Regions from separate parts of the Homo sapiens genome. Here region 1 is linked to region 2. A link is an interaction called in ENCODE POLR2A ChIA-PET data of the cell type or tissue named here. Cell type or tissue: IMR-90. All regions are shown on one strand. Links, peaks and the distances in the headings refer to the core of each region. The heading gives the core; the rest is flanking DNA. Region 1 has its middle 140 kb from the start of TENM3-AS2. Region 2 has its middle 220 kb from the start of TENM3-AS2.

The links. Peaks named below come from ENCODE experiments on the same cell type or tissue, not always from the same donor. Only the 100,000 strongest peaks of a DNase experiment are listed, where the experiment ranks them.
Region 1: POLR2A ChIA-PET joins it to region 2 with 5 read pairs; 2 of 35 experiments call an interaction of 5 or more read pairs at or near these places.

The regions. Positions count from the first base shown.
Region 1 is chr4:181,683,010-181,688,396 of GRCh38, forward strand. It overlaps a transcript of TENM3 not described here. Among named protein-coding and RNA genes, the nearest start is that of TENM3-AS2, 140 kb to the right of the region's middle. In IMR-90, for the core only: no CTCF peak of the experiment used is centred there; DNase peaks (open chromatin) are centred at 1,512, 2,612 and 3,142; H3K4me3 peaks cover 179 bases; H3K27ac peaks cover 1,167 bases.
Region 2 is chr4:181,609,675-181,615,061 of GRCh38, forward strand. It overlaps a transcript of TENM3 not described here. Among named protein-coding and RNA genes, the nearest start is that of TENM3-AS2, 220 kb to the right of the region's middle. In IMR-90, for the core only: no CTCF peak of the experiment used is centred there; no DNase peak of the experiment used is centred there.

The DNA of each region.
Region 1 (5,387 bases), core at 232-5,231, 73 kb after region 2:
GGCAACATAGCAAGATTCCATCATTAAATAAATAAATAAATAAAAATTTAAAAAAATTAAATAAAAATAGATAAATAAAATTTTAAAAAATAAAATTGGAAGTAGGAAGTGACAGCAAATAACATTGGAGAATTAATAACAATGATAATATCCCTAATGTATATTGAGCACTCATTATATACCAGGTAGAGGACTATTATCAATTATTGTGTAAAACCTCGGAAATAGCTCATTCCGACATTTACAGATAAGAATACTGAAAGTCAGTCATGACTCACCTAGAGGCCCAAGTCATCTTTGATGGAGCAAAGGTGCAAGTCAAGCATTCTGACCCTAAAACTTACACTTCTAACCACTGTTCTAGGTGGACTCCTAGATTATGATGGGCCTCAAATGTCTTGCTTAAGAGCTTACACTTTATATTAGACTCACTTGGCAAGTTTATTGAAACAAAGATTGCGGGGCTCACTCCCAGATTTTCTTATTCTTCAGTAAGTCTAGTGGGGGGGCCAAGAATTTGTGCTTCTATAAGCTCCCAGCTGATGCTGATGCGACTGGTCCTTGGGCCACCCTTTGAGAACCTATGCACTAGAAAATAAAAGCAGATGAAGCGACTTCATCGAAAGATGAGATGTGTCAGACGAAGCTTTCAGTTACTCGTGCAAGGCGATGGTCTAGGAGAGGCGAAGAGGGTATGGATGATCCCAAACCGTGGCTGCAGGAATGGAGCAGAGTCCTCATAGAGAGTGGTGAAATCTGTACTACCCGATGACGGACCCTGTGCTGTCTGAGACAGGGGACAGAAGGTGGGGGTTCAGAGCCCTTGTTTTGAGATCAGGAACTCCACCACCTGAGCAGCCTTCGAGCACACAGCTTGACTTGGTCCTCTTTTCTTTAAGCTGAGGTTAACATGGAAGTCTTCCTTATGAAGTCTTCATGAGAATCCAATGGGTTAAACCCATAAAGAAATTAACCTAATACCCACCACGGGGAAGCATTTAACAAATAGTAGTTATTATTGTAGGTGGGAGAAGGACGGCTCTGGGATCACTTGAGGCAGTTTTTAGCTGAAAAGTCCAAGTGGACTGCTTTGCTTTGCTTAGCGTTCCTGGCGTCCTCCACACAGGTTGACACCTCCAGGTGCTTATTTAACCTGCGTCCCAGATCCGATTGATTCCGGTTCCTATGCAGTGTTATTCACGAGTGCATGTGGGAGGAGAATGGGCCGTGACAACAGTGAAGGCCGAAAGCCCTAATTTTTTACCAATCATTTTACAGATACAAAAGTAGGCTTAGGAATCCATTATTTTGAATGTGATCTATGGACACCTCCTCTTTCTGCTGCCTTCCTACTATCCCATTCCTCATCCTTCACAATATGTAAAGAAAATAAACCCTGTGACTTTGAATCTAATGTTTTCACATCCCATTCACTTAAATCATCTCTTGAGAATATGTTTGTGTGAAAATGTGAGAAATGTGTTTTTAAAGTAAAGGAATGTGATGATGTAACTGGCCACATTAGATTTCTTAGGCAATCCCTAAATGCATTAAAATACACACTGTGCATCAAGAGCTGGATTGAACCACGGATGCTGATTCCGATGGGGCAACCCTTATTCTGTATAGACTGATGTCAGTGATGTTTTAAGATTAAGACTGAGATAAATAAAAAGTGGTGTATGCAATACCCTTTCCTCTTTGGGAAATTAAGAACTTACATTAGTGTCTGTTTTTTGTTTGTTTGTTGTTTGTTTTGTTTTGAGGTGGAGTCTCACTCTACTGACTGGGCTGGAGTGCAGTGGTGCCATCATAGCTCACTGCAGCCTCGAACTCCTGGGCTCAAGTATTCTTCCCCACTCAGCCTCCCAGATAGCTGGGACTACAGGTGTGCACCACCGTGCCTGGCTTTTTTTTTTTTTTTTTTTTTTTTTTAAGTAGAAACAGCATCAAGCTATGTTGTTCAGGCTGGTCTTGAACTGCTAGGCTCAAATGATCCTCCCACCACCCTCCCAAAGTGCTGGAATTACAGCCATGAGCCACTGCACCTGGCCAATGCTTGTTTTTTTGTTTTGTTTTGTTTGTTTGTTTTAACATCTAAAAAGATGCCAGGAGTCAATTAAGTGTGCAGAATGTGATTAAAATCATTTCTTCTACTCTTCAATGTTTGGTAGAATTCATTATTCCTTCACCTCTGGTGGAGATTTTTATTTGTTTAATAAGATATTTTGCTCATTTAGTCCTAATGTTACAAAATTATATCCCATTAACTGTACATTTCTAGAGGAAAAACTTTCAAGTGAAACTGAAGATTTCAAATATGCACTGCTGAAAATCATGTCCCTGGAAGCACAATCTACCATCTCAACTTATTCCATAAGAGATGGCATTGTATGTTAGTTGGTGCTATAGTGAAATCCAAACAAAATGTTGATATTATTTTATTAATCTCATTACATTTGTAATGTTTGGTTAAATCCACTTTCAATACTTTAGGCAGGTTTACAATTTTATAAGAATTTTTCAGACTTGTTTTGGAAGTAATACCTCAACAAGATGGCTAGGAGTTTTCACATTCACTCCCAGAGAGCATTGCGTGAAAAGATCTCCAAAAGAAAAGCCTGATTCACACTGAATCATACCTAAAGAGCAAGCAATCCAGAATAATGCCAAAGGACGGATGGGCACCCTGCCCCCACCCACCCCAGAAATGAGTTTTTGACATTGCAAATGTGCTTATGTCCCCTTGATAGCTAGTAAAGGCAGCAGGTAATTAATAAGTCAAGTGGTTTCCCAAAACATTGGAAGTTGTTCAAGCTTGCCAATCTCAGAAACCCCTATATGAAATCCCTGCACATTTTCTCATCTACTAGTGGGTGTTCCTAGGGAACACGTTTAATTGTAACTTTTCAAATATTGTTCTCAGGGTGTTAGTATTACTTGTCTGTATTGTTCTGACATTTTAGCCATCGAAGGTGTTTTTGTATGGGAAACAAAATGCAGGATGACAAATGAAAATCATCAAATCGGATCAGTATGCATATTTTTTCTGAGTCACTGTGCCCTTTGCTGGGCTCTGGCAAACTAGTTTTACTCATCTTTGTAGGCGAAGTGTAATAAACAATGACTACAACATCTACAGTTTAGAAGTCAGCAGCTGCAGATAGTGGAATGACTCAAATACCAATCCATGCTACCCAGACATCCCGACAGCATAAATAACAGGGAACAAGATTTTTCAGTTAAATGTTTTAGGATCACTCTACACTTTTGAGATGAACATTTTCTTTGTGATAATTCCTTGTTTCAGAAGAATACTTTCGAAATCTTCTTAGTTCGTGATGTAAGCAGTGCCACTTAATTGTTGTTGAATCAGACAGATTTTTCTTCTTTTCCCTCAGTGAGAAGAACTAGAATTGCTTTTTCTCAGACTGAACTTCATATTTCAGGCTGTTTTTAACATAAAGGACGAAAGTTCCCCATAGCCTTCTTTATTTTTTCAATAAACATTTATTGCGCCCAATTAGGTGGAAAACACTCTACTAGATGTTATGGAAATTCACAAATAAGTAAGACGTGGCTCCTGGTCTTCAAAGATTTACAGTTTAGCAGAAGAGGCAGCATATCCATAAACCTGTGGAGAAAGACAAAAATGATTCTATAAAATTAATGCAGCTGCATTTTTGAAGTAATTGTTTTCATTTAATTCATTTGTTATCTTCTTTAGTGGAAATCATCTAGTGGGTTTCCTGTTTATTTTTAAAATCACTGTAATTTTTTAAAATAAAATAATAGACTCCTGTTGGCCATTTCTATACTCATCGATGAACTATAGCTTGGCATGTACTTTGCTGAAAATGCTTTCTCATTGATTTAATAGAACAAAGTAGATTTCCTTTTTCTTCCCCTCTTTTAAACTTTATGTTTTCTTTGTACATTGTTCCATTCAGTAAATGAATAGTTGCTTTCTATAAAAAAGTGATTTCTGCTTTACCATCTAACTGCATATATGCTGCTTCTCTGGGTTCTTATTAAAAAAGAGAGATGCATAGAGCTTACCTATAAAATGAGTTTTAGAAATGTACCCTTTGATGCCAAATTAGTAATTTTATAGACCTTCCAAATAAAATTTTATTAAAACATTTAATAGTCATATAATGGAAGAAGAATACCAATTTAAATAAGACGGACCATTACATGTGTTAGTAGAAAGACATTAGGCCAGCTGTTACTGAAAATGACTATTATTTAGTGGTTATTTTGTTCATTTCTGCATTGTAATGAAACGATTTAATCCCACATGCTAATGACTAATCCGTTAGGTATATAGTGATTTCCATTTGATCAAAATTAGCTTGGCTGAAAAGATAGCACAAACTTTTGTAGAAACTAAATGTAGTTGTTTTCTTTTGTTCTCTTTTCAGCTTCATAGTCTTATAAAATGCTGACATTCTTATCATTTTCAACAACATTTTAAATACAAACTTTGAGAATTCCTTTGACGACTTGTTTCCATCTGTTTGTTCATGTCTTTAAAAAGCCATCTATATCCAGGCATTGTTGGTGACTCCAGCCACTTGTTTGCAGCCAGTTGTTAGACGCTGGCAGTCTAGGTGAAGTCTGGGATGTATATCCTGTTTGGAGCAGTGCTCAAAAACCCTGCCCTGAATTATTTCGTATCAGAAATTCCCATGAAGCCATCACCTCTTTTAGGCAGAGGTGAGACTTACTTCTACTGTAATTTCTGAGTTAGTAGTAAAGCCTGGTCAGCCCAAGACAGCCACAGAAGGCACTGACCTCCAACATTAGGCTAACTGCTCCAAGACCTCTACAAGTGCAGACCCTTGGTATTTCATTTAAAGTAACACATTTGTGGCAGCAGGGATGAACAAAGTCTTTTGATCTGTGATGAAAACATTAAGCATATTCGATAAATAATCAATAATACTAGCAAACATTTACTGAGTGTAAGTGGTGCTGTTGTCAGTGATTTACATTAATTTATGTAAATCACTTTTGTAAATCACTTATGTATGTGAGTTAATTTACTCACAGAAAGTGGAACAATTTGAAATATCTGCTCTCTATACTCTATTTCTAGAACCTGTGGAATGAACTCCCTTAATTTTGGACAAATAAATTCCATAGTACATAGGAGCTATCTTTGTCATCACTTTCATCTACTTCTTGCAAAATTATCATAATCTTCTAACCAGAGCAAAGGTATTCATTAACCCAAAATTGAGCATGGTTAAAAATCTGTTCACTAGGGTAAGTTTCTTTGCCTAAGTCTAAGCCCTTTTTTTGAAAGTTTCCATTTCAGTTCTACTTAGTTCACAAAGGAAATTTGATTTTTTTATAGCAATAGTAACTAGGGAAAAAATGAA
Region 2 (5,387 bases), core at 319-5,318:
AAATAGATTTTCTTGAGCATTCAATCCAGTTTCCACACAATGGGCTCTCTAATGTGGATTTGAAATGTATCTGGTCATATATTATTTAACTGCATTGTATTTTGTGTTTTAAAAATTTCCACCACATATTCGATTTTAACAAATGTATGAGGCGCTGCAATATTTGAGCTCTATATTTTAGAAATTCCACACTTTCAACAGATTCTTCAGACTTCAAAGAATTTAATATTAGTACCATAAAAGGTCTTTTGAAGAATAATACTGGAACATAAGAAAAACGACTGCCTGAGTGTACCCTATCATTTAGAAAGTGTTTTATTGCTTTAATTTCCTGTCTTCGTAAAGTAACAAGCAGCACAATAGAAGATATATTGTTACAGAGTTTGCAATTTATTAGAAGGCTTGAGCAAGTTGAAGACTTTATGTGAAGTGAAAAAGAAAACCTCTATTTCGCTGAAAAATGGAGACGAACCACATCAATGTTGCAGCAGCTTTAAATGGAGTCCCCTTTTTGACTGATAAGTTGTCTCTACACACCCTGTATGTTTGCATGAAATAAATCTATGGGCACAATCCTCATTTTGGGCTAGCTGTGTGTCATTAGGTTCCTAGAAACCTAATGTTATTTCATTTGTGAGGCGTGTATAAGATGACTGTTGCTATTTGGATTCTATAGCACAAAGGTGCCATTAAAGCAGAAATGACCCATAACATACATTTCCATTCATTTATTACATTTTTTGCATGCGTGACTGAATTTTAATCCCGGGTTTTGTCAACCTAGTGCAGTTACATCGAGCTTTTTAGCATAGTTTCATGTACCTCAGTTCACTGTCTTTTACACAGAGGCGTAAAAGCATTAAAAAGGAAGATATTTATCCCACTGAAGTACAGAGACAATTCATTTCTGCACCAAAAATTGTAGAAATGAGTGATGTGACACAATGACTAACCTGTAAAAATAAAGTTGAAAAATTACCTCATAAATAACTTCAGAGAAGGGGGAAGCAGGATATTTAACAAGTCTGGGGGGTGGTGTGTGTGTGTCTGTGTGTGGCTTTTCTTTAATAACACGGTAGGTACTCAGATGAGCGGACATCAAGCAGCCCTCTGGAATGGAAGCTACCTGTTTATCAGGGCAGAACAAGAAGTATAAGAATCACAGGTGCTCCTTAATCCCACCACTGTTCTCCGACCAAAAGATTGCAAAACATCTGTTCCTAACAGATTGTTTAGTTTTTCTACTAAATAAATCAAAGTGGGAAATATTACCATGTGGAAAGCCACTGGAAAAGACCCAAAGGTCAACTGACCTCAAGTTTGTTAGTTCCAATGATTTTAGCCAAATTAGTAGGTTTCACAAGTCAGAGAGTTATCTTTATCACTCTTGATTATATTTTGGATGCATGCTAAGGAACATGTTGTGCCATGTTAATTACCTAAATTCATTGACTGATGGATTTAAATTAGTACACCTAAGCGTCATAGCTGCAGTACTTGTAGGCGAACGTGGGAGAGCCCAGACGTTTCTGGTTTTCTCCGTTATCTATGTTTATCTTTGGAAGAATAATTATTTCCAAGCTTTATTGCTAACTGAAGCACAAAAGATATCCTCTGGGCGTGCCGCAGACAATCCTCAGGCACATTAGAGGAGTCATCTAGAGTTAGTTCAAAGTGAATTACTTTATTTTAATCATGGTGACTTTACCGACTGTGTCAATACCCTGTCCCGTCATGTTGTCAGACTTTTATTCCTCCTCTTCTGCGTTTTTTCTTTTTTCCTTTCTCCTCTTTACATGATACCCAGGCCACTTTATTTTAAGGCATATTTTTTAGTCTATTCAAGATTTACGGATAGAATGGCACTTCAAAATGACTCGTCTTGTATTACACGATACGGAGTCTGTTTGGTAACTCTTTTTCCTCCAAATCCTTGGCTAAAATCTGTGGACAATGCTTTATTTTTTTAAACAACCACGTGAGTACTTAATGTGAGGCATTTGACAATTATAGAGTTATAATGAGTGCAAACTTTAAAATGCAAATAAAATGCTGCACTCAGGGCTACTAGAGATTAAATATTTACTTCATCCTCACTAATTCACAAACAGGAAGCCAGGGTACAGAAGGCACAGAGACATCTGCATCTAATGGTTATTCAGTTCACCAACTAAAAGACACATTTGATCACTTGGAATTCACTTTAAATTCTGTGTAAAATCACTTTGGAAATCTCTTGGGTAGTGTGGCATTTTGCCATCAGATCCCATACATAATATATCTATTTTTTTCTGACATGATTATTTTCTCATTTACTTAGTTCTTGTTGCAAAAGTTAATGGTAAGTGTGGCCTTTATGCCTCAGGAAAAATATATTTTTTCTGACACTTCTCAGGGATCTCGTGTTCCTTTGCTCCGTTCCTGCTGTACAGAGGAGACGTCCGCCCCCAGAGCCCCAGCCTCTCAGTGCCAGTGGCCTCTGTGTCATAGTTTCATTCATCATTTCAGAGATGAGGGTCCCCTCGCCCAACACACGAAAGCTCTATAATTACTTTCATTTCTTGGTTAGCATAGGTCATGGAACTAGTGTTAATAATCATCTTTCCCTCTGGACTTCTCTGTATTTATATATCTCTGATCCCATCACCGTTGGGACCATAGAGGTGTATTTTATCTTCATTTCAGTCCTCATGGTATTGTTTCAGCCCAGGGGGGAAATCAAATGAGGTACAGAACATGGTAAGTTCACACTACTCTGAGGTCATTAACACCTAATTAGAAACAGCTTAGAGATCCAAATGATTCTTTGGTTAAGATGTGTGTGTGTGTGTGTGTGTGTGTGTGTGTGTCAGAGAGAGAGAGAGCTGACAATATTTAACTTCTTCATTGCCAGTATGGTCTTTATCACCAACGGCTGGGGCAATACCTCATTGTGTTTTATCAAACCTTAAGTAGGAGTATTTGTATGTGTGTGTTTTCCTTTTCTTTTTTTCTTTTTATGTGATAGGATACGCAGTCTGTTAAACCATCGAATAGCAAGAAGAGAAGACTGTCTAAAGGCTTAACATACTAATTGATTTTTCCTTAACAGAAAGCCATAATATTACTTCAGTTGAGGCCTAGACAACCTACAGATAAAGTTTTCTAAATATTATGTGATGAGAAAAACATTACCTATTTAAATAAAAAAGATACAACACTATTTTCATACCAATTTGAGGGACGTTAAATCCTGTGTTGCCAGGATAAGAAAATACTTCCACCTAAAAATATGACAGCCATCTATTTGTAGTACCTTTTTAATAGGTCTTAAGTTTCTCTACATGGCAACTTTTAAAAGCTTCTAACATTTTATTTGTTCTAAATGTATAGTTACTCTAATGCCTATCATGCCGTTTGGTATGTTGAAAAACTCTAAGAGAATTCACGCCTTTGTGAATGCTGTTCTACTGAGGACCTTGTTTCCCTAGGACAGGTCTAAGTTCAAAAGACAGAAGTTAGATGTGGAAAACACTGCTGCCTCTAGTTTAGATGCTACGTACGTGAAGGGGAGACATCTCCTTCTCCTTGTTCCTAGATTTGCAACTCAGTGTTTTAAATATTTGAGACATGTTTTCTGCCAAAGGATTCCTTCCCCTCGGGAACTAAACCCACACTAGCAAAGCCCAGCTGGTGGGAGCAGAGCCCAGGAGCCACCAGCTGCGGGAATGTAGGGGATGCTGAGGGAAACTTGGCTGTCAGTTCCAGGCCCATCAGTCTCCCCAGACCTTGCTGATTGCCTAAATTCTTCTTTCAGATGTCCTGGGAGTATGCCTGCCCTCAGCTCTCCTAACGCAGAGGCAGTATATCAGCAGAGTTAAGGTCTACTGTGCTGGGAACAGACTATTGGGTGTAAGCCCAGCTATGCCGCTGACTTTGTATTATGTCTCTCTGCCTCAGTTTCCTCAAATGCAAAACAGGGAAAATGATAAAAAATAACACGTCCTTCCCCAGGTTGTTATGAGGGTGAAATAACGTAAAAAGCTTAGAATCATGTTGATTTATTCAGATAAACCACTGGTTCCCAAATTGTGATTGGGGGGCCCCTTTCAGGAGGTCCATAAGACCAAACCTATTTTCACTTTAACATTAAGATGTGATTTAACTTTTTTACTCTTACTTTCTCATTAGTGGGCTAAGAGTGTGCAAAAGCCACACACGTGACCTGTGATTTCATAACAAATTGAGTGCAGAAGTAGGTGAGAAAATCCAGCTGTATTCTATTAGGCCAGAAAGGAAGGTCTTTGCAAAAATGTCAAACAAAGCCACTTTTCTCATTATGATTTTGTTTTGGAAAGCATAGTTATTTTTTTACCAAAATATGTTATTTCTGTTAACATACAATGGAGCTATTATTGTTATTTTAAATATAAATTCATACATAAATTTTTTCATTTCTCAATTTAAATTTCTAATATTATAAATATTGATAAATATAACCCACATAGACAAAAGCTCTTTGGTGTCCTCAAAGATTTTTTTCATGTAAAGAAGTCCAAATATTTCAGAATTACTAATATAAGCTATTATGACTATCAGTTTCTCCCACCTGTAAGTTTTGCGTTTTTCTCCTGCAAACTGCCTGCCTAGTGAAATGTTGTCTTCACATCTCTCCCTTAAAAAAAGATCTGATTTTTTTGTCTGTTTGTTTTTACAGGATTTTGGGGGACAGTAATTTTTAAATCACCAGACACAACCAACCAAATGTATTTACAATTCTGATTCCTGGGCTCTACCTCCAGAAATCCTGATTCCAAAAGTTTAGATGAGACCCAAGAACCTGGATGTTTAAACTCTAAGTGATGCTGAGATATTACCATGTATTTTAAAGGCAATCTTGCCCAAGGATCTCCATATTCATCTCCGCAGATTTAACACAGTCTCTGCATTCAACTGTTCTTCCTGCTCAATGTGAGCTTACCACATTTCCTCACTGAAGGGTGAGCAGTCTTTGTAGCTGAGAGATGTCATCAAAATGCACAGTAGATACCTCCCAGACTTCTATGGGCGATTTGCAACTTTGAGGATTGCGAAAACTATCTACCAGCTTTCTAGATGTCTGCATAGCCCAGTAGGAATTAACTTTGCAGCCATAAGTAGCTCCTTCAACTGCAAATTTCCTCCAGGCTCATTTAAGCTCTGAGGATGATGGAGGTAAAAGAGAAAGTATAGGGAGAAGACTGGTTGTGGGGAAGATCCGAGAAAGGCTGAGGATGGACCCAGCTAGCTTGTAGAGTGAATCAGACTCCTGGCCTGAGTTCTCACGGCATGATTTTTATTTCTCTTTTGGAAATGGAAGGCAGGGGAGAGAGACAGGATGTAGAATCCACAGCTTGCTGCTGAATGTC